Regions from separate parts of the Homo sapiens genome. Here region 1 is linked to region 2. A link is a loop called in an ENCODE intact Hi-C map of the cell type or tissue named here. Cell type or tissue: Caco-2. All regions are shown on one strand. Each heading gives the region's core, and the rest is flanking DNA. Links, peaks and the distances in the headings are about the cores only. Region 1 has its middle 98 kb from the start of LINC02534. Region 2 has its middle 210 kb from the start of LNCPOIR.

Region 1 (2,925 bases), core at 270-2,769, 790 kb after region 2:
ACTGTACATTAATTGAATTCAATATTAATAAATAAAATTTAAAACATATTCCACAAATGAGGCTAAATAATATTCAAAGTGTTATTATAAATCCATTATACTGTCTCCATAGAGACACTGCTCATAAACTGTTCCTTTTTCAGCAACTGCAATTTTGTTGTTGTTGCTTTAGGAAAAGTTTTATTATGGTTATAGAACAGAATTGAAGTATATTTGCAAGTTGATATAGAGATATTTTCTGAGAATAAATTCCAAATGTGAGAATTTGCAGAAACTTTCAATTGTCATATAAAAAGAGTTAAAACATACTTTCAGATTTCTTCCAACGAATGAGTTGCAATACGCAATATGCACCCATGGTTAATAGAAAATTATCCTACAATAAGAATCATTTCATGTGACTAAACAAATTCCCAATGAGAAGCTAGGCACATCTAAAAGACGTTGTCTTTTCCAACTATCAAAAGATATCAAATATATAAAAAAAAAGACCTCAATGATTAAGTGTACTAACCTGAATAGCATTGGTTCAATTTAATATTTAAACCTACGTATTTAGAAAATTAAGCTCGGGGAGGCTCCAAGAAGGCTAACTAGAAACAGCTGCGGCAGGAGGCTCCCACCAAGAACAACAAAAACGGAGGGTGTATCCTGCACCATCAACGGAAGTATCCAGGTTCTCTCATTAGGGCTGACTAGGCAGTTGGCATGACCCACAGAGAGCGAGGGAAAGCAGGATGGTGCAACTGCCCACCTGGGAGCCACATGGGGTAAGGGAGCTCCCACCCCCAGCTAAGGGAGGAAGTGAGTGATTGTGCTGTCCTGCCTGGGAAACCATGCTTTTTCATGGATCTGTGCAAGTCGCGGATCAGGATATCACCCTCGTGAGCCCATGCCACCAAGGCATTGGGTCTCAAGCACAGAACTGTACAGATTCTCAGCTGCCACTCGGCTGGATATTGCCTAAGATTACGAGTTCCCGAAGTGGGGGGAAGTGTGGCCATCATTACTGCGGCTGCCTGCTGCTAAAGATGACTGAGCTCTTGTGGGTGAAGGGTGGCTGTCATCACTGCAGCTCCAGCCCGCTATTTTCCCCTGTGGGCGACTGGACGGATTTGACCCAGGAGGAATTTCCCACAGTGCAGCATAGCGGCTGTGGCAGATCGTGGCCAGACTACCTCATTAGGCTGGACCCTGGCCCATCTCTCTTCACTGGGCGAGGCCTCCCTGCAGGAATTTCAGCTACTCCAGCCAGGAATTTAGGGACAGACCACTGATATCCTTGGGACTGAGCCCCTGGAGGCAGAGGTGGCCGCAGTCACCGCAGATCAGCAGACTTAGTCTCCCCCTGCTGGCTCTGAGGAATCCAGGCAGGCCGGAGGAGTGGGATTTTCCACCAGTGCAACGCACCGCCTCTGCCAAGGTGCAGCCACAGTGCTTCATTAAGCAGGTCCTGGATCCTGTACCTCCTGACTGGGTGAGACCCCTCCCAACAGGGGTTGCCAGACACCTTACACAGGAGAGTTCCCGCTGGCATCAGGTCGGTGCCTCTCCGGGACAGAGATCCCAGAGGAAGGAGCAGGCAGCCATGTTTGCTGTTCTGCAGCCTCCACTGGTGACATCTCCAGGTGCAGGAGGGTCCCAGGTGACTAAGTTCTGTAGTGAATCCCCAGCAAACTTCAGCAGCCCTATGGAAGAGGGGCCTGAGTTTTAAAAGAAAAACAAACAAACAGAAAACAACATCAACAAAAAGTCCCCACAAAAACCCCAACCATAGATTAGCAGCCTCAAAGATCGAAGCTAAATAAACTCACAAAGATGAGAAAGAATCAACAAAAAAATGGTGAAACTCAAAAAGTCAGAATGCCTCTTCTCCTCCAAATAATTCCAACACTTCAGCAAGGGCACAGAACTGGGCAGAGGCTAATATTGATGAATCAACAGAAGTAGGCTTCAGAAGGTGGGTAATAATGAACTTTGTTGAACTAAAGAAGCATGTTCTAACCCAATGCAAAGAAGCTAAGAATAATGATAAAACATTGCAGGAGCTGTTAACCAGAATAACCACTTTAGAGACAAACATAAATGACCTGATGGAGCTGAATAACACAACACGAGAACTTCACAATGCAACTATAAGTATCAATAACTGAATAGACCAAGCAGAGGAAAGAATTTCAGAGCTTGAAGACTATCTTTTTGAAATAAGACAGGCCGACATGTTTAGAGAAAAAAGAATGAAAAGAAATGAATAAAATCTCTGACAGCTATGATTATGTAGAAAGGCTGAACTTAAGACTGATTGGGGTACCTGAAAGAGACAGGGAGAACAAACCAAGTTGGAAAACATACTTCAGAATATCATCCAGAAGAACTACCCAACCTAGCAAGACAGCCCAACATTCAAATTCAGGAAATCCAGAGAACCCCAGTAAGATACTCCAAGAGAAGATCAACCTCAAGACACATAATTATCAGATTCTCCAAGGTCAAAATAAAGGAAAAAATACTAACGGCAGCCAGAAAAAAAGGCCAGGCCATCTACAAAGGGAAGCCCATTAGACTAACAGTGGACCTCTCAGCAGAAACTGACCTCTCAGCCAGAAGAGATTGGGTGGACCTCTCAGCCAGAAGAGATTGGGTACCAATATTCAACATTCTTAAAGAAAAGAATTTCCATCCCAGAATTTTATATCTAGCCAAACTAAGCTTCATAGGTGAAGAAGAAATAAAATCCTTTTCAGACAAGCAAATGCTGAGGGAATTTGTCACCACCAGGCCTGCCTTGGAAGAGCTCATGGAGGAAGCATTAATATGGGGAGGGGGGGTGGGTAGGGGAAGAAAAAACCGTCACCAGCCACTGCAAAAACACACTAAAGTAGAAAGACCACTGGCACTATGAAGCAAAGACATCAACAAATCTGC
Region 2 (2,925 bases), core at 186-2,685:
GAGAAGAAAATAACACACACACACACACACACACACACACACACACACACACACACGAAGTAGAGTCAAGAGGACTTGTTGATGAATCTATAGAATGATGGAGAGGGAAATGACAAGGCTAAGACATGCCCTTTTTGGTTAAAACAAAGACTGGGAAAAAGCAAGTTTTGCAGAAAAAGATTAACAATTCATGTTTCTAAATATGTGAATGTTGAAAAGTTTGTAATAGTTGTAAGTCATCCACATTGACATCCAAGATGCCAAGTTACTCATATATTATGGCCTCTGCTCTTATATACATGCATATGCAAGAAATAGGCAATGTAATTGGACTGCATACATGGGAGTTATTGGCCATGAAATGGTCATTAAAGGCAAGAGAGTTGACAATGACAAGACTAATCAAGGATAGAATGTAGAGTGAGAAGAGGGCCTATTACCCAATGTTGAGAAACTTGACTATTAAATATTTAGAATAAGTAAGAAGCTGGCTACAGAAGTTGAAAAGGAGGAGACATCAAGAAAAGGGGAAAGCTAGAACTGTGATTATTTCACAGCTAAGCAAAATTATTTCTTAAATGTTAAACTTTTGTTGCATGTTTTGGGATGTTTTGTTTTTAATGAGAAAACTGTATCCAAGAGGGTTGAAAATTATGGTAGACCACAGTGACTTTATTTAGATTTATTCTTTCCAATCAAGGATATTGGTTGTGTATTTTCTCTGGGAAATAAGAATTTTATCAGTATTGTTCATTGATCAATGATGAAAATGTGGACTATACAGATACTCAAAGCCAACATTCTAATACTCATCATTTTGCTAGTTAGAAAATAAATTAAATACATGTACCTTAGATTAATGTTTTTTGGTTTCATACTTCTTGAAGAACAGTAAAGATTTGAAGAGCTATAATGGCTTTGAGTCCTGTGCAACTTTTTTTTTTTTTTCCAGGTCTTCTACTTTATTGGCAAGCACTTAGAATCATAGCATCACTGTTCATTAGAACTAGAAAAGATAATTTTTCTTTTTATTTATTTAAATATTTTACTTCTAATTTTAGGTTCAGGGCTACATGTGCACTCATGACTTGTGCAACTTTTTTTTTTTTTTTTTTTGACGGAGTCTCGCTCTGTTGACAGGCTGGAGTGCAGTGGCGCCATCTCGGCTCACTGCAATCTCCACCTCCTGGGTTCAAGCAATTCTTCTGCCTCAGCCTCCCGAGTAGCTGGGACTATAGGCACATGCCATCATGCCCAGCTAATTTTTGTATTTTTAGTAGTGACGGGGTTTCACCATGTTGGCCAGGATGGTCTTGATCTCTTGACCTCAGGTAATCCACCCACTTCAGCCTCCCAAAGTGCTGGGATTACAGGTGTGAGCCACTGTGCCCAGCCTCCAGTGCAACTTTTTAATGTAAATGTTGGAAGTGCAAGGTACCAGCAGTTCCTTTTATCACGGCTCATTTGTGGTTCATACTCTCACATAGTCAGCCATAGACATTTCTTCCTATTGTTTATATGATGTTCCAGTTTTCACTTTGTATACTACTTTAGTTAAGAGCAGATTCTTGACTTCATTTACAAGCACTCTTGAGTTTGGGTAATTCCTCCAACTTCCCACAAATTCCTTCTGTGAAGCAAGTTTCATAGAAGTTAGATCTTAAGACATTTGAAATGACTTTCCCTGTTACACTCTAGAACACTGTTTACTTCAGCTGATACGTCCCTGCTTAGGCATATCACACTCTTTCATAAGGTTTCTATATCCATCCACCTAACTTTCAAACTCACATCATTTTTTTTCTCCTTTTCAGTTGGCTACCTTAATCTCTGTTTCTCAGGGCACAAATTTCTTCCCCAAAGTTTTTTCTGTATTTTTACCTAGTAGCTTGGGGGAGTCTGGTGTACAGTCTTAAGACATGAAGTTCAGAACAGATACATGCAAACAATTCCATCACATGTCTCAGAATAAGCTCTACAATGTAGTGAGTAGATCACAAATCTCTTTTAATGTGGCATGTTTACTGTTTGTGTTCTTTGTTCTTAACACTGCATCATGGTGAACTGCAGCTGCAAGTGAAAACAACAGAACTGGCAAGCATTATCAATCTAATATTTTGTTTCAAATTAATAGCGGATAAGTCCAAATTTGACTCAACTAATAAAATTATTAGTAAATGTGCAGTTAAATCTTGATCTCATTTTGGTATATCAGATAGACATGGTGATTTTGATTGGATTTTTCCATTTTAAAGTAGTACCTTTTATGATGCAGATAAGAGGTATAAATAAAGACTTTTTGTAAAAACATTTTCTTGGATTGGTGCAAGTTTTTTTGATTAAATGTAAAATTATTTAAGAGGCCAGATTTTCCATCAGACAAACCAATAGGAAAACAATGTTATGCTGGTCTTAACATAGCCATTTGGATTGACCAATGTGTCTTAAAAAAGTAGATTGAAGGATAATTCCTTCACCTTGAAAATATTGTTAACAAAATAAGCATCCACTTCTATAATATACCTAGACTGTAATTAAACTTCCAAATATTATAATGACTTGTTTTCTTAAAAATTTCTCTGTAAAACCTTGGTTACTTATGGTTTTATTGCTATGACAATCATTCCTAGGCCATAATATCCAAGATGTCTTATTATTGGCCAAGTATCTGAAAAGGGTGGATGGGTAAGACACCTGGATGAGGAGTCCAGACCTCGCTCACTATCTGAGTTACAAGAGAATTTCCTATGAATGTTATAATATGGCTAATTATTTTACATTCCATAAGCAACTCTACATAACTATGATATACTTAGAGAAGGCCAGTCCATTTGGTATTGAGAAGAGCCAATGTATTGAATTGTCAAAATAAGATGATGTGCTAGTCAAGTTACTCCAGAGAAATAAAGAGAGAAACAGTGTGTG

Evidence for each region. Peaks named below come from ENCODE experiments on the same cell type or tissue, not always from the same donor. Only the 100,000 strongest peaks of a DNase experiment are listed, where the experiment ranks them.
Region 1: a loop joins it to region 2, with 21 times the contacts of the local background. A loop is called at or near these places in 9 of 110 quality-filtered maps.

The regions. Positions count from the first base shown.
Region 1 is chr6:115,544,199-115,547,123 of GRCh38, forward strand. No RefSeq gene overlaps it. Among named protein-coding and RNA genes, the nearest start is that of LINC02534, 98 kb to the right of the region's middle. RefSeq lists an enhancer at 2,898-2,925. In Caco-2, for the core only: a CTCF peak has its summit at 1,354 (motif pointing left); a DNase peak (open chromatin) is centred at 1,343; H3K4me3 peaks cover 199 bases.
Region 2 is chr6:114,749,558-114,752,482 of GRCh38, forward strand. No RefSeq gene overlaps it. Among named protein-coding and RNA genes, the nearest start is that of LNCPOIR, 210 kb to the left of the region's middle. In Caco-2, for the core only: no CTCF peak of the experiment used is centred there; no DNase peak of the experiment used is centred there.